Linked DNA regions of Homo sapiens: region 2 is linked to region 1. Evidence: read pairs that join two places in POLR2A ChIA-PET (ENCODE). Cell type or tissue: GM12878. All regions are shown on one strand. Links, peaks and the distances in the headings refer to the core of each region. The heading gives the core; the rest is flanking DNA. Region 1 holds the start of ANKRD44-IT1 (ANKRD44 intronic transcript 1). Region 2 overlaps ANKRD44 (ankyrin repeat domain 44).

Region 1 (11,313 bases), core at 6,151-11,150:
AGTGCCACAATAAACATATGTGTGCATGTGTCTTTATAGTAGAATGATTCATAATCCTTTGGATATATACCCAGTAATGGGATTGCTGGGTCAAATAGTATTTCTAGTTCTAGATTCTTGAGAGATCGCCACACTGTCTTCCACAATGGTTGAACTAACTTACACTCCCACCAACAGTGTAAAAGCATTCCTATTTATCCACATCCTCTCCAGCACCTGCGGTTTCCTGACTTTTTAATGATCGCCATTCTAACTGGCATGAGATGGTGTCTCATTGTGGTTTTGATTTGCATTTATCTGATGACCAGTGATGATGTTGCTCATGTATTTTTTAAGTGAAGGTGGGACACTCAAATCACAATAGTGTTTAAATTCCATTCAACACATTTTAAACAGTGATATAATGTTTCCATTTTAAAAGTCAACATTTGTATTATGCCAGGAATTACATCCTTTGTATCTTTCCAACTTTGTGATGAAAAACTTTAGATGTCAACCCCCCAAAAAATGTGCAAGGGAATACATAGCGTATAAAAATCTTTTGGTGGTAGGGGTTGGGGATAAAAAATGTTGCCATGAGCTACTTGTAAGCATCAGTAGATGGCCCAGCATGGCCATCCTCTCAGTCCACCCAGGATCGGTGATGGAAATCACACTCTGCCTCCTTTGGGCCCTACTTAGCAAGATGCTTTAAACCAAGAGTGCACATTAACAGTGACTTCCTGTGCAAGTCTTTAAAGAGCTGTCCCAGTTAAAGCCTGTCCAAAATCTCCACAGTACAAAAAAATGGTGAGTAAAACATTTCTTCCCATACTGTTTCCTTGACTGGAGAAGTTGTCCCAGATCTGTTCATGTCATGACACACTAAGCCATCAGCCACACATTCTTGACTATACATATTTATCAAGACACCAAGAAGAAAAAATCCACCAAACAAATATTAGCAATATTTTATATCACCAATCTTTTTACTAGGGTTATTTACATAACCAAAAATTAATCACTTCCTGTCCTTCCTCTGTTCATGGTAAAGATCCCAAGAGGAGAAAAAGAAGGTAGATAAAGTAGATAAAAGAAGGGAAGGATGGTGAAGGAAAAAACACAGCAGCAGAGACTGGCACTACATCATTCACTTATTCAATAGTCACTGCTAATCTACTACTACTGAGTTAACCAGAGTCTTAGATACTAAAAAGTTGGGGTACAAACATTTTCCCCCAGAAGTGAAGAGAAATTCAGTGGCTTAGCTCCAACCTTCCCAAGACACACACTAATCAAGGGGCTAAAAATGGACTGAAACCAGAAGTGAGAGCCTCAATGAAGAAACTTTCCCCACTCCATGTAAGCAGGAAAATGAAAGAGTTCATTAAACATATCTGCATTTACACACATCTAAAGATTAGGCAGTGCTGTGACAAATGTTCCCTTCAGATGGCCAATCTTAAATACATCTCACAAAATTCTAAAAAAAGAAAACAAAGCATATTAGAGAGGAATTTTGGGGATGAGGGCATGGGAAAGCCTTAGTATTTCAGGATTATTACCAGTCACAAGTGTTTTCAAATAAGAATGAAGTTCCACGGTCTTCTGTGTATCACAAAGATCTTTACCCACAGGGGAACGATGAGGCAATATCCTTATGGCCTTGCACACAATGGGCTCCTTCTTCTAGACCAGCTTAGAAGTGGGTGATACATTCTAATCTGGATAATGCAGATGATACGATACTAGAACCACATGATAATTACCCAGGCGGCAGCCTTCAGCATTCTATCACAGGGTGTTTATACAGCATTTTAGGCTGTATCCTAAATATAACTGCAGAAATGACACGTGATTTTATAAGTGCTGTTTAAGAACAGGATAGGCAAATGAAATGCACCTCAGACTGAGCCAGAAAAAATAAGAGCTCTACCTCCACTAACAATCAACAAGCAAAGTAACAGCCACTGGCCTCGGTTTCTCCCTATGAAAAATGGGGATTCTAATGCTCATCTCCTGTCTTCACCAGACAATTTATAATATTGTTCAGAAAATGCTGGAGGTCCCAGACAGCTTAGGTACTCGGTCACTGTCCATGTTTTCTAAAGTTGTACACTACATTAATTTCTTTACAAATCTTTTAAACAAGTTTCTTTAGTCTTAATTCTCTCTGAAGGATAGAGAAAAGGAGGTCAGTCAACACGTGTCATCTTTCATATAGAAGTTAGTTTCACTTCTGAGAAAAGTGAACCTTTATATGAAAGATGACATGTTGACTGACCTCCTTTCTGGCCTCGCTAACCAGTTCAAGGTGCCCATCTTCATCCAAGATCAAACAGAACTCCAGGCCTAGGAGGAGTTTCATAATAACTCAAATGACTCTGGAAGTACAAGAGCAAGAGTCAGATGCTCTTTATAATTCTAATGAAATGAACACTGGAAACCACACACACACATATTTTCATTCTCTCTCTGTCTCTCTGCACCACCCCTCCGCCCCAACACACACACAAACTTATAACCCACACAGAAATTACCAGACTTAGCTTCAGAGAGAACCTTCTAGAATAATGAGCAACATTAGATTAGTAGACAGCTTTAAGATTTATTTTTAATTGTATAATTTCCATTTGTAATACTTGACCTTTAAACTGTGTTTGCTTAAAATTAGCCTCCTACAAAATTAAGGCTATTTCCATCCCCATATTAATCTAGAGTCTCTACTTGGGGAATAGAAAATATTAAGATTTCTGTTTTGCTCTCATATATAAGAAGTAAAGATCTCTCTTCCCCCATCTTGGCTCTTTGAGTGCATCAAAAGTACATATTAACTGTTTCTGAGTCCACATCTGGAGTTTAAAAATCCTATAGAAAAGGCAAGTGATTTAAAATATAAACATATGGCTTCCTTCTCTACAGTGATTCCTAGGCAGAGGGAAAAAAAAGTTGAGTACAAACAAAACTATTGTTTTAAGGAGGATTGTTTCTAATTGAAAGCATACCAAAAAAGCTAACTAAGCTTCTACTTTCTCCTGGAGAAAATAATAAAAGCAAGAATTCCCACCTCAATCTAATTAAATCTAGATCAAAGTGCAACTTAGGTAACACTAGGACTGTAAGAGTGTAGCACTCGATTTCTGAAGAGGATGGCCCCAAGTCTGCCCTTGAGTTAGAGCAAGAGGTTGGCAAATTTTTTCCTGTAAAAGGCCAGATAATAAATATTTTCAGCTTTGCTGACCCTATAGTCTTTGCCACAACTACTCAACTCTGCTGTTGTAGCGCCCATAGACAAGACGTAAACAAATAATACAACTTTATTTATGGACAAAGAAATTAGAATTTTGTTTAATTTTTATGTGTTGCAAAGTATTATCCTTTTGATCCTTTTCAATCACTTAATATAAAAACTATCCTTGGCTCACGGGCCATTTAAAGCAGGCAGCAGGCCATATGTGTCCTGTGGATAGTAGTCTGCAACCCCTGGGTTAAAACTATAGAAGACTGGAGCAGCTGCAAGAATAAACTCTAAAACAATGTCCTCATTTCTTAAAGAAAACTGAGGCCCAAGGAGGTATAATGACTGGCCAGGATCTCACAGCCAATTCATGGCAGGAATGGAGTTAAGAAAAATACTATTCAGCCTCTGGAAGAGCTGGTTGAAAAGGTAAAAGCAAGGCTGGGCACGGTGGTTTGCTCTTTCCTATAATCCCAGCACTTTGGGAGGCTGAGGTGGGCAGATCCCTTGAGTTCAGGAGTTCAAGACCAGACTGGGCAACATGGTGAAACCCTGTCCCTACAAAAAGTGAGCCAGGTGGCATGGAGGTACATGCCTGTAGTCCCAGCTACTCAGGAGGCTGAAGCGGGAGGATCACCTGAGCCCAGGAGGTCGAGCTATGATGGCACCACTGCACTCCAGCCTAGGTGGCAGATTGAGACCCTGTCTCAAAAAAATAAAAAAGAAAAGAAGAAGAAATAAAAAGAAAAGGTAAAGCAGTAATGAAGAAATGTCCTGCTTGAGTTCAACTCACCAGGACAGGCAGTGGGGTGCTTAAAACCAGAGTTGTTGCAGGAACCTAGTCACTAGTCATAGAAGCTCCTAATACCTGACTTCCCACTGTGTAAAATAATTTGTTACCTGCCTGTCACCTACACTCATTCTGAAGGTCCTATATCAGCCACTAGGACCTTTTGAGGGGCCAAATTACCTGTCAGCCTGATTCTTTTCAGCCTTCTGAGTGACACAGCTCTGGTTGTTTCTTTTGCAGTGTAAGTAACAACCTCCACTTTTGTTAGTCCAATCCTAGAACTCCCAAGATATAAGTGTCAATGTGGCTGAACAGCAAGGATCAATGTCAATTATTTCAAAGAACAAAGGACAGCAGGTGACCAATTAAGCTTAAAGTTCAACAGCATCTCCAACACTCACCTAAGAAACTAACAGTCAATCTCCTTCCCGCTCCTAATTCCTTCCCTCTAAAAGAATAAATAAATAAGTTTCTTAATGGTTTTCTCTTATTTTTCCTTATTCCACCTTTTCTTATACCAATTCTCATTTTCATTTCCTGTGACCCTTTTTACTTTGCCCTACATCTCAACCAAGAATCACCTCAAATTGAAATGCTTTGTTAGAATTAAGATACATACACATATCCAATGATGTTTAAATTATCTGCTCTTTAAGTAGCATTCTATAGTTTTAAAAGGGAAAAAACCCCAAATTAAAGTAACTTTTTACAATGTATCTTTCATCTAACTTTTTAAGTCACATTTTATCAGAGAAGTTTGTTTTCTACCGTTATAAATTAATTCGAGACTTGAAATTTTACACCAATGTTTTTTAGACATTCTGCTGTGATGATTTTTTATGAAGATTACTCTATCAACTTTTGTTTTTACACACTTCCTCAAAAAGACACAGTTTTATATTTCTGTGAAGAGGAAGTGGCATTCTTATAAGTAATTTTCAAAGTTCTTTTTGACAACTTAAATAAAAAATGACTGCAAACTCCTGAGAATCTTTTCAACACAAATTGATCCTCCTAGATCTATCTAAACATAAGATTCTTTGGTCAAATAAACTAAGTCAATTGATTTGATAAAACCAAAATGAAAGAAAAATGTAATTCCTAAAGCTGTAGGAACCAAACACTACAATTCATACCGAAGTATGGAAATTCCATACAAAAATAAAACAAACAAACTCTTTCTACCAATGTTGTTTAAGTGAGAGAGAGAAAGAAGACTAGTTAAAAGGTCATAAATATAAAACAAAAACAAACTCAAATCATATTTTCATAGAGCTGAAATTGACCTGAGAAAACTGGTCTCTTTAATGTGACAAATGAGGAACCAGCCCAAGATTCAGAGACTATTTATTATAGAGTGCCAACCAAGGACCACCTGCTATACAAAGACTTTTCCCACTTGATTATCACAACTTCCCCGTAAAGCAAGTATTATTTTACCCATCTTACAGTCAAGGAAAGTTGTGTCACAGGAAGATGGACACAGCTTGTTAGGAGTAGCGCTGTGCACATAGCCCAGGTCTCCAGACATCAACTTTAGTATTCTAAATATACAACTCACACGGAGCATTTTTGGAAATTGTTCGGTTAGATGCCACAATATTTTAAAATATTATACATAAAATACAGTACCCTGAAACCTTGATAGAAGACTCCTTGCTACAAAGCAGAGCTACTTAAAAAGATTGTTTCTTCTTGGCTGCTACGAAAAGGAGCATTAGCAACTAAACATTGCACTCATCTCATGAGCCCCAAGACCTAATTATACTAAGGCTCCAAAGTACAAAACCCTTAGTCACATGGCTTCTAAATTACTCATGACAGTATCATTTACTCAAGTCACAGCTGGCCACTTCTTATGCTTATGGTCTATTCTTAAATCTGGACTCCGTTAAGAAGGATATAGAAAGATTTTTACACTTGTAGAAATAAAGGAAGATATTTCAGCATGTCTGAAGCAATGGTGAAACCACTCAAGGCAACAACAAACACCTACTTCCTGTTCAGGTAAGAAGAGAGGCATGGCAGCCAGGCCCATTAGAATTGAGACCTTGTAACTGTTTGCTGCCTTTAAGAACTACACGGTATAATTAAAAGCATAGTTTAAAAGTCAATGTAAGAAAGCGATTTTTGGCAACTCTAGTATCTAAATTCCCTTCCAAATATCTTACACTGGACAAGCCAAATCCAGGTCTTCCTAAAAGCACACAAGATGGGATTCTAAGACCAATGCTCAAGTATTTGACTCAAGTTATGGAGCCACTTAAACTAAGTCAATAGATGTGTGGACCACACAACTAGCTCAGAAGCATATTTCCTTGGGCAGCAAAACCAGAAAAATCATGTGCTTTTATGGACAAACAGAAAGGATTCTAACAACTTTACTGAAGGCATTCTATCAAGCGAGAGTGGAGGCCTTAAGAGGGGCACAAAGGTGGCAGGAAGAAGTAAAAAGAAAAATAGTTTCCAAAAAGAATGTATCACTTAAATAGGTGCCCTGAGAAAATGCTAAAGTAGGCCAAGCATGGTGGCTCATGCCTGTAATCTCAGCACTTTGGAAAGCCAAGCAGATCACTTGATTCCAGGAGTTCGAGACCAGCCTGGGCAACATGGTGAAACTCATCTCTACTAAAAATACAAAAACTAGCCAGGTGTAGTGGCACGCACCTGTAGTCCCAGGTACTCAGGAGGCTGAGGTGGGAGACTCAACTGAGCCCCGGAAGTCAAGGCTGCAGTGAGCTGTGATCGCACCATTACACTCTAGCATGGGTGACAGAGTGAGATCCTGTTTCAAAAAAAAAAAAGAAAGAGAGAGAAAATGCTAGAGTTTTATAGTTTCTAGTTTTGTAAAAGGACTCTCTTTTTAAACATAACCACAATATCCTATTCACACTTTAAATCATCAAATATCCAGTCAGTATTCAAATTTCCCCAATTATCTCAAAGAAGTGTGCTTTTTTAAGTTTGTTTAAATCAGAATCCAAATCTATTCACTGCAACTAGTCTGAATGTATCTTAATTCTCTTTTAATTTATGGATTTATATTTCCTCTCCATCTTTTTTTTTTCCTCTTACAATTGATTTTTTAAATAAATGAGGTCTGTTTTTTCTGTAGGCATCCCATAGTCTGGATTTTGTAATTTCTTATTTAACAAATATGTATAAGATTAAAAACAAGTCATCTCTAGATCCGGCAATCCCACTCCTGGGTATCTACCCAGAGGAAAAGAAGTCATAAGAAAAAGGTACTTGCACATGCATGTTTACAGCAGCACAATTCACAATTGCAAAAATATGGAACCAGCTCAAATGCCCATCAATCAATGAGTGGATAAAGAAAGTGTGGTAGATACATACCATGGAATACTACTCAGCCATAAAAAGGAATGAAATAATGGCATTTGCAGCAACCTGGATGGAATTGGAGACGATTATTCTAACTGAAATAACTCAGAAATGGAAAAACAAACATCATATGTTCTCACTCATTAGTAGGAGCTAAGCTATGAAGACACGAAGGCATAAGAATGATATAATGAGCTTTGGGGAATCAGGGAAATGGTGAGAAAGGAGTGAGGGATAAAAGACTACACATTGGGTACAGTTCTTTAGTGGTGACAGGTGCACCAAAATCTCAGAAATCACCACTAAAGAACTTATTCATGTAATCAAACACCACCCATTCCCCAAAAACCTATGGAAATAATTTTTTAAGAAGGAAAAAAAAGTCATCTTTAAACATACTACATTATTCCATCAATGGCCTACATCACCAAACCATCTAGATCCTTTCAATGAAGTCCTTGCTACTCCAAAATACATGTTTGTTCACAAAATGTTGCCATGGTACCTCATGCAACATTCTATCCAAGCCAGGGGTATCATGGACACAGAAGGGCCCATAAGGCAACACCTTACTTTAATGCTTCAATACTTTTTGGAACAAAGTAAATACAAATTAATTTGTAAAAAGTCATGTGCAACAAATGGAAACAATGAGTTTTGCTTAGGCACAAATTCATCAATTCAAGTTTTCAGGCAGAGGGCATGTAGTACCTATCAAAGAACTCAACTGAGAAAAATGTGTTAATATGCAAACACCTCTCCTATCCAGTTTGCAAATTGGATATTTCCTTACCTCTTCTTCCTACCTAACATGAACCCTATGACTCAGTAAATTTAGTCACCAGGTTACCTGAAAGGGACACAACACGTCACTCACCTGGGTTCTACCCACATCTGCTGCCTGAATCATTCCCTTCCTCAAGTACCGCTTAGACTCCCTCCAGCTCCCTTCTTAATGACTTTGCCCATCTCTGGACTCCTGAAGTCCCTAATCAATACCCCTAAGCATAGTCTAAACCTGCACTATATGTGGATTGATAACTGTTTCATATGCCACATGAACTCAATAAACTTTAAAGAGGGCCTTTCATGTGCAAGGCATTCAGTATCATCTAACTAGACTGTGAGCTCCATGGGGAAAAAGGCCTCTTGTGATACTGCACCTATTTCAAGAATCCTAATGTGTGATGGCTAAGAATGTGCACCTTGGAGTTGAGCTTGCCCAGATGTGACTCCCAGAGTCATGCGACCCTGAAAAAAATTACTCGACCTCTCAGTTTTCATTTTCCTTTTTTTTTTTTTTTTTTTTTTGAGACAGAGTTTCACTCTTGTCGCCCAGGCTGGAGTGCAATGGCACAATCTCGGCTCACTGCAACCTCGTCCTCCCAGGTTCAAGCAATTCTCCTGCCTCAGCCTCCCAAGTAGCTGGGATTACAAGTGCTTGCCACCACACCTGACTAATTTTTGTATTTTTAGTAGAAATGGGGTTTCACCATCTCTAGCCATCTCTGGCCATCTCTCTGGCCAGGCTGGTCTCGAACTCCTGACCTCAGGTGAGCCATCTTCCTCGGCCTTCCAAAGTGCTGGGATTACAGGCATGAGCCACCGCACCCGGCTTCATTTTCCTCATCTTTAAAATGAAATGATGATAGCCATCCTCTCATAAAAATATTAGGATTAAATCACGTAAAGCATGATTCTTGTCTTGTCTCCTTGTTCCCAATTCTTTCTGTCTGGTTTCTATTTTATTGTGCCTGTTCTTACCTGTCCTTCCCTTTTGTGGAGAAGGGGAGAGCAGAGAGCCCCAGCAGAGCTATGCTGTATCATTGCTATGTAGATGGAGCTCATTAAACACCCCTCGATTGCTTGAATACATGGGAGATCCACTCTTAGAACATTTAGGGACAATATTTCCTGTCCCCTCATGTCACCTTGATACTTCCCCTGAAAAGAAATGGAACTGAGAATTACCTACGACTGAGAATTACCTACAGTGCTAACCATCCTCACAACCAAAAGCACAGTTTAAAAAGAGGGAAAATATAACCAGAAAATAGGACAATATGTGATCTTTTATCTTTTCATAGGGCAGAAAACTTTCTCTTAATTTTGTTTGAATGGAAATTTGACATCCCAGTGTAAAATGAAAGCTGTTTATAGAAGTGTTTCTCTTTTCTTTGTTTGAGTACTTCATGAGTAAAAAACATTTGAACATGTACATATACAGATACATATACATATTTATATTCAATCACTTAACAAATATTTATTGAGCATTTACTATGCACCTTACCCTGTTTTAAGTGCTAAAGACACAGCAGTGAATGAACCAAACTAACAAAATAATCTTTGTCCTGTTATCTATATCTTAGCCACATGTAAGTTTTGGTTTTTAAAATGGGGGGAGTCAAATATATGGTATGAGGGATTTACACTGTGGAGGAAAATAAAGAAAGGCAGACAGGAAATGTGGAGTGGGCATTTTAAATAGTGTGGTCAGAAAGGGACTCACTGAGAAGGTAACATCTGAGGAAAGACCCGAAAGAGGTAAAGGTGAGCCATGCAGATATCTAGGGAGGAGCTGCACAGGGAGCAGGAACAGCAAGGGTCCCGAGGCAGGAGCGCAGCTGGTGTGTTCACTAAATAGGAGGAGGCCAGTGGGGCTGGAGCCAAGGAGCCAGGAAGAGGTGGACAGCAGACAAGGCTGGACAGTTGAGTGGATGAGCTGAGTGCAGAGGTCACTCTAATGACCTTAGCTTTCACCTGGGTGAAACTGGAAGTTTTTGAGCAGGAGTGACAAGTTCTGAGTTCCATCACTCTGAGAGCTACGTTGAGAGTAGAGTGCAGGGGCCAAGGTCAGACGGAAGGAGACCAGTCAGAGGCTGCTGTTATAACCCAAGTGGTGATTTGGCCAGGTGGCAGCCAGTGAAAAATACAGCCAAAAAGATGACACAGTACTAGCAAATAAGATGTACTAAAACTACATAAAAATTAAAAGTTTAAAAGAATGATTTAAAGAAATATGAATTCCAATATTCTCTTTCCCAAACTCCAACTCAATAAAGTATTGTGTTCATCCTTGGGGTGTAGGCCACACCTACTTTTGGAGGCCATTGTTTCACAATAATTGGTTGGTTGATTTGTCCCGGCTGACCTGAATGTCTGCCTGGCTTTCTGTCTTTAGACTTCTCTTATGCTCACTTTCCTTTTTCCTGATCTTGCCAGTCTTAGACACCAAAACAAGTCTCCTCCACAGAGACTAACCATACAGAGGCTGGTGATTACATGTAGGAATTTTCTTCCTTTCTTGAGAAAGTCTGTGGTCACCATGTCAACTGCACCCAACTCTGGGCCAACCCTTCAGAAATAAACTTGTTAGATGCACATGTTATTTGGGTTCAATAAAATAGGATTTTGCCTGGGAGGACCCAAGGTATTTGCTAAAGCAACACCTCTGAAGAAGGCTAAGGTGGGCCCCAGCTCACAAGAGACAAGCATGGCCTTTGTAAGGATTGCTCCCTTTATCCTGTAAGAAGTTCAAGAGGATTCTCAAAGAACCACACTGAGAACAGCCCCAGGGGTTCTGTGTCCCCACAGCCAGGCTCCTGGAGATGCCAGAAGACAAACTTCTTGGAGAAAGGACTCCTCACCCTTAGACAAAACTCAGGATGTGTTTACCAAACCTGGGAAACTTTAAAGCTGCCACAAACACACTTGGGAGAAAATCAGAAGTTCATAAAAGGCAGATACTTTTTGAACTGAGATTCCACAAGATGAGAAAAGACTGACATTGAAATATGTGAGGAGCTATCTTAGAATGTTAGAGCTTGGAAGAATTTAGAGAATTTTCTACCTGTTCCCATTTTGACAGACAAAGAAACGAAGGCCAGGACTTACCCCAAACCATACAACAGTTAGAAGAACCATGAGTAGAATCCACGTCTTCTGATTCCCAATCTAG
Region 2 (11,313 bases), core at 3,023-8,022, 130 kb before region 1:
CCCCTCCTTCACTCTCCTTCAGCCACACTGGCCTTAATTTTCTTCTGGGAAGTTGCACTCTCTCCCCTAACCCTCCTTGGGGCCTTTGCTCCTGTCTTTATCCAGCCTGAAACATTCCCCCCAATCTTCTCATGGCCCCCAATTTCTCATGGCCAGTCTCAGCTTAAATGTCACTGCCACCTCAAGAGACCTTTCCTAACTACCTTTTGTTAGTATCATAGCACACTTGGCTTTCTTCATAGCAGTCTTCTCAGTTTATAAGTACCTATTCATTCATTTCCTTTACCTGTTTACTTCCTTTCTCTCCAATACACTGTAAACTCCTGATGCAAGGACCAGGCCTGTGTCCACCACTAATACAACCCCAGCACCTGTCATGGTGCCTGACACATAGCAGATTCTGTCAGTATATGTTGAGTGAATAAATTTACTTGCATACTATGTAGCAGTGGATTGTGATACCCTACTCCACTCCCACCTCCAGAACATCTGTTTTCCTCCCAGTTGACCACGGACCAATGGTTCTCAAAGTGCAGTCCCCAACCAGCAGCATCAGCATCACCGGAACTTACTAGAAATGCAGATTCTCAGGCCCCACCCTGGACCTCCCAAATCAGAAGCTCTGAGGGTAAAGCCCATCAATCTGTATTTTAACAAGCCTTCCAGGATTCTGATACACACTCAAGTTAGAGAACCACTGCCACAGACTATTCCAGAGACTCTAATTCTAGAGCAGTATGTCTCGAGGTATATTCCACTGGCTCTGAGGGATCATCCCAGCTGTTAAAAATTTTTTAAAAAAAAGAGGGAGGAGGCCAGGTACGTGGTTCATGCCTGTAATCCAAGCACTTTGGCAGGCCATGGCTGATGGATCTCTTGAGTCCAGGAGTTCAAGACTAGCCTGGGCAACATGGCAAAACCCCATCTCTACAAAAAATACAAAAATTAGCTGGGCATGGTGGTGTGTGCCTGTAGTCCCAGCTACCTGGGGGGCTGAGGTGAGAGGTTTGTAGGAACCGAGGAAGTTGAGGCTGCAGTGAGCCATGATTATTCCACTGCACTCCAGCCTGGGCGATAGAACAAGACCCTGTTTCCAAAAAAAAAAAAAAAAAAAAAAAACTGGGAGGCATTCAAAGCCAAATGACATTGAGAAACACGGTGTTCAAGAAAGTTAAACAGATTCCCTTATGGCAGGAATTCTCAGAACCTTTAATATGACAGTTACCTTGTAAATCACTAAAATACAAGGAAATTTGTGGTAGAAGTGCTTCCCAAGTTTACTTGGCCACAAAACTCCCTTTCTTTCCCTCCTAAACACTTGTCAGACTTGTTCTGGACTCTGAGAAACACACTTTGGAAAATGCTGTCATAATGTAGTCTTCCCTAGAGAAAATCTTTCTAACACCATTCCAATTCATTGTGCCTAGAGCAATATTAATAATGACTGAGTCACTGGCAGCAACTTCTTTAAGCTTTGTGCATCTTTATCTTTCTTAGACTTGAAAATAAATGCTTAATGCTAAACACATTTTCATATGTCTTTTTAATATCAGTAAAAAGATCAGATTTTTGTTAAAGTCTGAAATGTTCATGAAGGCAAATATGGAAGGGTAGAAACTGGTGGCAATTTCAAGTTGAATTAAAATGAGATGCAGAGTTTAGAGTCTCTTTCCTGTATTAGAGTAGGCAGCAGTGAGATTCTCTATTTAAATTGTGAAAGTTTCTTTAATGAGCATCAGAGAAGCGGCTTCATGTTTGGGGCACTGGAAGAGCCTTAGTTTTCTCCCCTAGTTGATGGGGCCGGGGGTGGTGGAGATTCCCTGATGATGGAGTGGCAAACTGTGCAGGTAAATTATTGGTCCCAGCTGACAATCAGTACTTGAGAAGGCTGAGGCAGCTTAGAAATAGGAAGTTAAAATATTCATGCCAAGCATCCAGCGTTTGTTTAATCAGGGCTAATGATTAGTTTCTTAATGAAATTTTACAAGCTCAGTTGAACACAGAAAACATTTGCTTCTCTAAAAGCAAACAGGTCTGTTTCTATTATAATCAGACATCTGAACCACAGAAGACCCCCAGCCCTTAGGAGTACAGAGGTGAATCTGTTCAGGAACTTCCGAGTTTTCTTTGAAGATGATAGTGGCCAAAGAGTGATGGGAGAAGGAAGCTGGCGATCAACAAGATTTGAAACTGCAGGATCTAATGCCACAGACCCTGACATAAACTTTGGGCAGTTGTGCTAAACACAGCAGCTCTCAAGTAGAGGGACAGATGATCAAAGGAGCTAATATAGTCAGTGGTTATGCTAGAATGTCTGTTTGGGAGGGCTTTGGAGTGACAGTCTAACTGGAACTACTTTTACATTTCTGGCAGGCTGTTCTTACTTAGGTTATATGAGAAAATTAAATAAAATGAAATTTAAAATTCAGTGAAACAGGAGAAGGAAGGATGATTAGGGAGAACAAAAGGGATTTTTAGATCAGTGAAACTATTCTGTATGATATTATAATGGTGGATGTAAGATATGCACTTGTCAAAACCCACAGACTGTACAACACCAAGACAGAATTCTCATGTAAACTATGGACTTTGGGTGATCGTCAAGTGTCGGTTTGTCATGATGATGTTCATCGATTGTAACAAATGTGCCACTCTTGGGTGGGATGTTAATAGCGGGAGGAAGCCAACCATGTGTAGGGGCAGGTGGTATAGGGGAAGTCTCTTAACTCTGCTTAATTTTGCTGTGAACCTAAAACTGCTATAAAAACTTTAAGCCTTCTTTTAGAAATTCAATTAAAAGGTTTCAAAAGATGTTTTAAGTCATATTTAGTATAAGATGGAGAAAACAATTGCCTAAGTCAAAAATTACTCCCATTATTATTACCATGTCCGTTATTTTTCTTCTTTTTTTTTTTTTTTTTTGAGATAATGTCTCACTCTTGTCTCCCAGGCTGGAGTGCAGTGGCATGATCTTGGCTCACTGCAACCTCCACCTCCCAGCGTCAAGTAATTCTCCTGCCTCAGCCTTCCAAATAGCTGGGATTACAGGTGCCCACCACCACACTCGACTAACTTTTGCATTTTTAGTAGAGAGGGGGGCTTCACCATATTGGCCAGGCTGGTCTAGAACTCCTGACCTCAAGTGATCCACCCAACTTGGCCTCCCAAAGTGTTGGGATTACAGGTGTGAGCCACCACGCCCGGCCCCATTATTATTCTTAATAGCTTGAAGAAAGTGGTTGATAAAGGTGGTAGGTAAGCTGAAAAGCTCTCCCGCCACCACCAAATCCCCCTACCCATGTACTTCCTGACACTGTTGAGTGTAGGAGTCTAGTGCTGTAAGAGCCCTGGCTACACCAGGAACGTGCAGTGATGGAACATTTCTACCTCTATTGCAGTACTGACGTTTCCTCTGTGATCTTGGCTTACATGTCTGTCTCACTCACCTGATTGTATGATCCAGCAGGGCAGGAACCCTGTCCTATTCATCTTATTTTGTTTGTTTGAGACAGAATCTCACTCTGTCGCCCAGGCTGGGGTGCAGTCACAACCTCCATCTCCCAAGGTCAAGCAATTCTTATGCCTCAGCCTCCCAAGTAACTGGGGTTACAGGTGCCCACGACCACACCCAGCTAATTTTTTGTATTTTTAGTAGAGACAGGGTTTCACCATGTTGCTTAGGCTGGTTTCACACTCCTCAGCTCAAGTGATCCGCCCACCTTGGCCTCCCAAACTGTTGGGATTACAGGCTTGAGCCACCACACCTGACCAACTGTCCTATTCATCTTATAGTCCCAACCCCTAGCACAGCACCAGGAACACGGTAGATGCTCAATAACTGTCTGCTGATTGAATAGAAGTGAAACAGCCAAGGTTAAATAGATAATTTAGCTGTCTGCCCTATATGTTTTAAAATTGTTTTTCCATACTCAAGTTTAATAAAGTTTGAGGAAATATGCTAACCAAATTTATTAGTTTGCATTAAAAAGACCTGTTTTGAAATTGTTAAATGGCTAAAGTCTGACTGTATCTTTAGAAACAAGATATTCATAGTACAGCCCCAACAATTTCTATAAGCAAAATGCAAAACAGGATCAATCATGTGATCTTTCTAGAAAAGTTTCACACTGAGCCCTAGACTACTAAGTCATTATTCAAAATTATGGGTGGTAAAATCTTCCTTAACTTTTTCAGTGACACCTACAATTATATCACAAAATATTCAAAACCCTTTCTAAATAAAACTTTGTCCTCTAGCAAGTATTCTTTTAATAGGAAGCTCACAAAGAGGATATTTAAATGTGTCCTAAAGAAAACCCAGGCACTGCAGTAATTCTGTACCTATATTTGAAGTCGAGTTGTCATGTTATAGCAAAAACAGACTTCCCTGACATTTAGAATCTTGTCAAAAGCCAAGTTCTGAATATTACTTTAGGGCACCTTGACACATTTGTTCTCTAGTTTCCCTGCTTGAGAGAAAAACTATCAAGGTTTTCTAATATGGGAGACCTATATATTGAAATGTATCATTTCTGAGGGAAATCTATTTTTAAGGTACCGAGAACAAAGTCAAAAGTCCTTGAAAAAGAGATTTTTATAATTAAATGGATTCAATGGTGCCAAGTAAAATTCATTCCCTAAAAATACAACTTACAGCCCGGGTGTGGTGGCTCACACCTGTAATCCAAACACTTTGGGAAGCCGAGGTGGGTGGATCACCTGAGGTCAGGAGTTCAAGACCAGCCTGGCCAACATGGTGAAACCCCATCTCTACTAACAATACAAAAATTAGCCGGGCATGGTAGCACATGTCTGTAATCTCAGCTACTCGGGAGGCTGAGGCAGGAGAATCACTTGAACTCAGGAGGCAGAGGTTGCAGTGAGCTGAGATTGCGCTACTGCACTCCAGCCTGGGTGACAGAGTGAGACTTAGTCTCAAAAATAAATAAATAAATAAACAAACAAACAACTTACAATGGTGTTATTTTTACAAACAGTACAGTCCTTATGAAAATTCTTACATGGTTCTCTTGCTATCCCATTTTTCTAAGGTATATGACTTAATAAGTTTTTAAATTTTTTTAATGGTGGTAAAATACACATAACATAAAATTTACCATCTTAATCATTTTTTCTAACTCATGTTTATTATTTGTACAATCGTTAGCACAGGTCAGAATCAGAGAGCCTAGGACAAAAGGAGGTTGATAGAGCCATGATTAAAAAGCTGTAACTAAGAATGGATCCACTGTGATAAAAGCCTACAAGGAATATCATAGGAATATGAAATATATGAAGTAAATGCTCATGTATCCACATAGATGAATCTGGAACATATAATGTTGAGTGAGAAAAAGCAAGTTACAGACCATACAAACTGTTCACATATGTAACGTTTTTAAAGATACACAACACTGTTTATTGTTCTAGCATTTATGTATATATGTGCACATAAAGGTATTGATAAAATTAGAGTATATAAAGACAAGGATAAAACTTCAGGACAGTGGTTCCCCCTGGGGAGAGAGGCGGGGAGGGAGGTGATGTGTCAGGGAGATTAAAAGAGGCTTCAGCTCTGTTCATGCGTTCCTAGCCAGTGCTGGCACCACTGTAGGTGCAGGTGACTCAACCATAAGCAAAGCCATGATGAGCTCATGGAGCTGAACAGTTAGTGGAGAAAGACAGAAGACAAACAAATAAATTCACTACATATGTCAGGTGGTGAGAAGTGCTAGGAAGGAGAAGTTAGAGGTTGATTAAGGGTTGCTATTTTACATGGGAAGATCAGGGGAGGTGTCCCAGATAAGGAGGCATTCATGCAAAAACATGAATGACACAAGGGTGTGAGTCTATGTTTACATATGGAACAAACCTTTAAGTCTATAAAATTTTATGATGGTTCTTTTAAAGTAAATATGGCAAAGTGTTAACATTTATTCTTAGTGGTGGGCTCTTGTTGTTTTTTGAAAGTTTGAAAATTTTCATAATAAAAAAAGATTTTTTTAAACGCACTGTCTATTACTGAAAGATGAGGAGGCAGGATGTCAGACATCTCTGGATCTTTTCCAAATGAAATATCTTGAGCCTGTGACTGGAGGTCCTATTTCTTTAAGTGTTCTTACATATTGGGACTTCCTGAGAAAAGCCGGTAATGGGCAATACTTCCCAACCATTAGGTTATGCATGCTTGTTTGCCTATCTGTCCATCTTTGCTTCCCAAATAAAACGCATGCCTGCTCAAACATGGAGTGTCCCCTGCTTGAAAGAGACAAGGTCAGAAGATGAAGAGTCAATCCTGCATGTGTGTTTTCAGTAGGAGAAAAGGCATATATGAAAAGCAAGTGAGGATGCAAGGTATAAATCAACATGAAGCACTGATGACAAAAGACAGATGCTGGAGGGAAAAACACACAGTGTCGGTACCACTGAGCTGAAGAGCCACCATTTAGTATGTACTAGTGTCACCCTTCTCCCTCCCTCCCCCAAAGAAAGGGACATGGTATCATGTTCTGTTCCCAGGTGCTCAAAGCAGAAAAAAGTTGCAGCAATGTGATTCCTTCAATGCTTTTTGGAGTTAACATAAATTGACCAAGAAAGTACACAATGAAGTATTCAGGGTGTCAGCTCTAGTGCTACATCTGTAAGAAGTATTTTAAAAATATTTGGTGAATGAATGAATGTAACTGAGGTTATTCATGACAGTATTACATAAATGATACATATTTCTGTACTCAGAGCATTTCCTAGGTCACAAAAGGCTATTACATACCATGGCAGAGACTGCTGTTTTACCCCAACATCTCTCTTGCTTTCATAATAGGAACCCTGATTTTTAGGTTCCTAAAAGTACATCACCACCTAATGCAGTTCCGGACAATATATAAGCAATTGTGTCCTTAGTGGAAGTGTCCTTAAAGAGGGAGGGCATACCCTTCTTCTGCCTTCTTCCTTCCCACTAGTTGGAATTTGGATGTGATGGCTGGGGCTCAAGTGGCCATTTTGAGCAAGGAGATAGAAGCCATCTACCAAGGATGGCAGCACAAAAGGAAACAAAGATTGGACTGTGACACCATGGAGTGTCATGCTAGTCCTGGACAGCCTATCTCTGGACTTGCACATGGGAAATAAATAAACTTCTATCTTATTCAAAACTTCGAAATTTTAGTAAACTACATGTCTACTTTACTGAAAACTACGGTTTTGCTGTTTTTGTTGTTTCTCTGTTGAATGCAGCCAAATCTTACCCTAACTGATATACATACATCATCTCATCTCCCTAACCACACCTTATAAAGTTTATTATGATGCCCACATTATAGAACTGAGGCCAGAGGAGGTTAATTGGCTTGCTCAAGGACCCATAGAACCCAAGACTTCTATCTTCAAGCCAAGCCCAGTGCTCTCTATACTCATAGTTGTATTTTGGTGTGACTGATATGGATTATTTACCAATAAATGAAATATATTAAGTGAGGACATAGCAGCTTGGCTGTAAAGGAATTATATCAGCAACTCTGGACATGAGCTTGTAGGAGTAGGGAAAACCAGAAAGAGGTTTAGAAAGGGGAACTGAGAGATTAGGAAAAGACAGCCTGTGTTACATGCAGAAAGACTTTAGAAAGTACAAAGTGAGAAACCCATTTATACTATCCTACACTGCCAGAAATAGCCTTCTGAGCAGACAGTTGGCAAGTGACCCGGGTATAACCAGCTATGCAACCTCCTGGTAAAAAATCTTACCTACCTCTCCAACCCCCTAGGCTTCTTACCCTAACTGAATACCATATACACATTTCAGGTCTTTTAAAGTCAGTGTTTCAAGGGTATAATAATAATAATAATAATACATCTACAAACTTACAGTTGGAAGGCCCTCTGGCTGTCATAATCATATAGTTATTTAACATTTGAAACCTAAAGCAATAGGTCCTTGGTAAAAATCAGGGCCGGCACAATTAGTTGATCTAAAATATACTTTATATCCTTTTCATTTAAACATGTCTTTTAAGAATAATCTGGGTATGTGGTTACCTCTGCCCATTCACTTTTGAAACGTAAGAGTTATTACTTTTCCAAAAAGCTTCTTAAAATTTTTCTGATTACGTTTTTTCATTGTAAAAGAAATTGGAAAGTAAAAGGTATCTGAAAAGTTTTAATTGATTTTTAGCTTGAGCAAAACTAATAATCCATTTTCCATAATTTATTATATAAAATGTGATGATGGTAGAAGAAAGAAAAGAATTCTACTAAGATGGCAACAGGTCCCACCAACACCACTTCCTCAGGGTCCAGCTAATCCCATGAGAAGAGCCCTTGCAATATGTAAAAGATGGGAGCGCCATTATGCTTGTCACCGTGAGTAGTAAGTACCACGCCACTGAAATGTGCTCTACACTTATTCAAACTGACAAATACAATGAACACATTTTAAAAGTCAAATCTTTATAGTAAAGCAATTTGGGAAGCTAGTTTGCTTTCTCGTGAGTTTGTGTGTGTGTTTGTGTGTGTGTGTGTATATATTTATATAAATTTTTTACCATTTCTAAATATAATACATGGTCAGTGTAAAAAAACTTTAATAATACATAAAGAAATAAAGAAAAAGGCAAAAATCCCACCACCAAGATTCAGCTATAATTAATGTTTTGGAGAATATTCTTCTAGATTTCTTCTTCTATACCCACAAATACACATGATATCTGCTGTTTAACAACTGTTTCACTCAAAAATATATCTTGAAGAGCTTACCTTTCAATATGTAATAAATACATATGCAGATAAATACAAAGCACACTTTTTAAAGATAACATGATACAACCTCATGTGGATGTTCTGCAATAAATTTAAGAAATAACCTATTGGTTGTTTGCAATTTCTGGTTATTATAAACCAGATAGCAACAAACATCTTTTTGTATATATAGTTAACCAATTATTTCTCTTAGGGTGAATCCCCCACAGTTAGAATGTTGATGCATACTGCCAAACTGCCCTCCAAAGGGTAGTACAAATTACTCTCCCCAAAAAGGCATCAGAGTGGTTGGGATTTGATTTTCATCTTTGCCAACTGGAGGGTCAAGAATGACACCACGCTGAGCACAGTGGCTCACACCTATAATTCCAGCACTTTCTTTGGGAGGCCAAAACAGGAGGATAACTTGAGGCCAGAAGTTTGAGACGAGCCTGGGCAACACAGCGAGAACTTGTCTCTACAAAAAGTTAAAAAATTAGCAGGGCATGGTGGCACACTCCTGTAGTCCCAGCTACTTGGGAAGCTGAGGCAGGAGGACTGCTTGAGACCAGGAGTTCAAGGCTGCAGTGAGCTATGGTCATGCCACTGCACTCCAGCCTGGGAAACAGAGTGAAACCCTGTCTCTAAAAAAAAAAAATTTTAACTAAAAAAAAAGAATGACAGTATATCATTGTTTTATTTGAATCCTTAGATGCCATGTGAGGTTGAGAAAAAGATAAATAACCAAATAAAGAAATGGGCAAAGGACATGCAGAGGCCACTCACCAAAGAAAAAATGCAAATAGCCAAAAAATATATTAGATGTTTACTTGATTGACAAAGGTAACCACCTTTTCCATTATTTTTATCTTTTCTATTATGCTTAGAAAGTCCTTCCCCATACCAAGATTGCAGAAATATTTTCCCCTTTTTGTATTCCGCTGTTTTCATCTTTTTATTTTCTACATCTTGAATTTACCTTGGTATAAGAAATTAGGTAAGGATTCAGCTTTACATATTTACATCTATCTAGCAGTTGTCTCAATGCCATTTATTAAATAATCCATTCCAGCCCCAGTGATTTAAAATGCTTCCTTTGGCTGAGTGCAGTGGCTCACGCCTGTAATCCCAAAACTTTGGGAGGCTGAGGCAGGAGGATCACTTGAGCCCAGGAGTTTGAGGCTGCAGTGAGCTATAACCACACCACCGCACTCCAATCTGAGTGACAGAGAGAGACCCTGACTCTTAAAAAAAAAATGCATCCTTTATCCTATACCAAATGTCCATATATAGTTGCTTCTAATCCTGGACTTTCTAGTCTGTTCTACTACTTTGTCTATTCCTGTGCCATTAACATACTGTTTTGATTGCTATCGTTTTGTAATTTGTTTTAATATATTTTATGAAACCCTCCCCTCATCAGTTTTCTTTTTCAAGAGTTTCCTAGCTAGTCTCACATGTTTATTCTTCTAGATAAAGTTTAGAATTATTTTGTCAAGTTTCCCCACTCAACTCCTACCACCAAATCGCCCTGAATTTATACATTAATTTCAAACAATTACCATCTTAAGTATTGTCTTCTTTCTACCTAATAATGTGCCTTATTTATTCACAATTACATCCTCTGTCCAAATGCGTATCTAATATGAAGAAAGGGCCATATCCTTTATGTTTACATGCTCAAACTACTTACAAAGTACATTTTTAATTCTTATATTTTTCTTTGTACTACAAAAATGTCCAGTAATTGCAAAATAATACTAATGCCATACACTTGAAATGTTTCTCCATAGCTCCAAAACATCCATCTCTAGTATGTGAGGGTACAAATCATATACCATTATAAGATTTGTCTCTCTTTTGGAGGCTGGGTGTCTGGCCTCCATGTCCAGTGCTGGAGAGCTCAGGCCTCAAGCTGCTGAGCATCCTCCATAGGATAATTAGTGATGATGCAAACCAGACCTGCCTTTGCACATTTTAAATGGCCGTGAAGCCACATCTTTGAAGCCTGCTCAGTGCTGCCTGGAGTTCATAAATCATTCTTTACAGGGTATAGGTCAGGGCTTCCAAACTACAGCCCCACATCCTGGGCAGGGGTCCAACAAGGGGGGCGTGGATGAGAGTGGATGGGGAGTGTGACAATATTGTCAGGCATGTGCTGAGAGATGGGCACCTACCCTCAAGACAAAAAGCACCATTCTCAGATCTGTGAAAAAACCATCAGCTTTCCTCCACCTCCCCCACCCCGGCCCCTAATCAGCGAGCCAGAAACAGTGTCAACGTTTAAAGTGCAGGCCACTGCTCTTCCCAGAACACTGGGGCCCTTGGCTTCGCAACCATGGCATTTACTTTCCAGATGCATGTGGCCAGAGAAACCTTCATCACTGAATATTTGCTGATCTCATCCACAGTTAGCAAAACGGTGACCTGCAGGCCGGATTTGGCCCACGGATGTGTTTTCTTTGGCCTGCACATTGTTAGGTCATCTTTTGGAACCGACATTTAACAATTTAGAGATTTCCTGTATTTTCTCTTAAAAGTCTGAAAAGCCTGGGCCACACTGCACCTGCATTCCTGCAGGGT

Evidence for each region. ChIA-PET counts read pairs that join two places held together with the same protein. Peaks named below come from ENCODE experiments on the same cell type or tissue, not always from the same donor. Only the 100,000 strongest peaks of a DNase experiment are listed, where the experiment ranks them.
Region 2: POLR2A ChIA-PET joins it to region 1 with 7 read pairs; 5 of 35 experiments call an interaction of 5 or more read pairs at or near these places.

The regions. Positions count from the first base shown.
Region 1 is chr2:197,292,118-197,303,430 of GRCh38, forward strand. All of the region lies in intron 1 of ANKRD44 (ankyrin repeat domain 44), which reads right to left. It overlaps ANKRD44-IT1 (ANKRD44 intronic transcript 1), which reads right to left and starts at 10,402. Exons shown (of 6, transcript NR_046837.1): 1 at 10,116-10,402; 2 at 8,846-9,296; 3 at 7,365-7,418; 4 at 4,409-4,455; 5 at 4,188-4,282. RefSeq lists enhancers at 5,303-5,352, 5,663-5,722, 9,810-10,099 and a silencer at 6,613-6,662. In GM12878, for the core only: no CTCF peak of the experiment used is centred there; no DNase peak of the experiment used is centred there; H3K4me3 peaks cover 1,826 bases; H3K27ac peaks cover 4,050 bases.
Region 2 is chr2:197,169,096-197,180,408 of GRCh38, forward strand. The region is part of intron 2 of ANKRD44 (ankyrin repeat domain 44); the gene reads right to left. Among named protein-coding and RNA genes, the nearest start is that of ANKRD44-AS1, 23 kb to the right of the region's middle. In GM12878, for the core only: no CTCF peak of the experiment used is centred there; no DNase peak of the experiment used is centred there.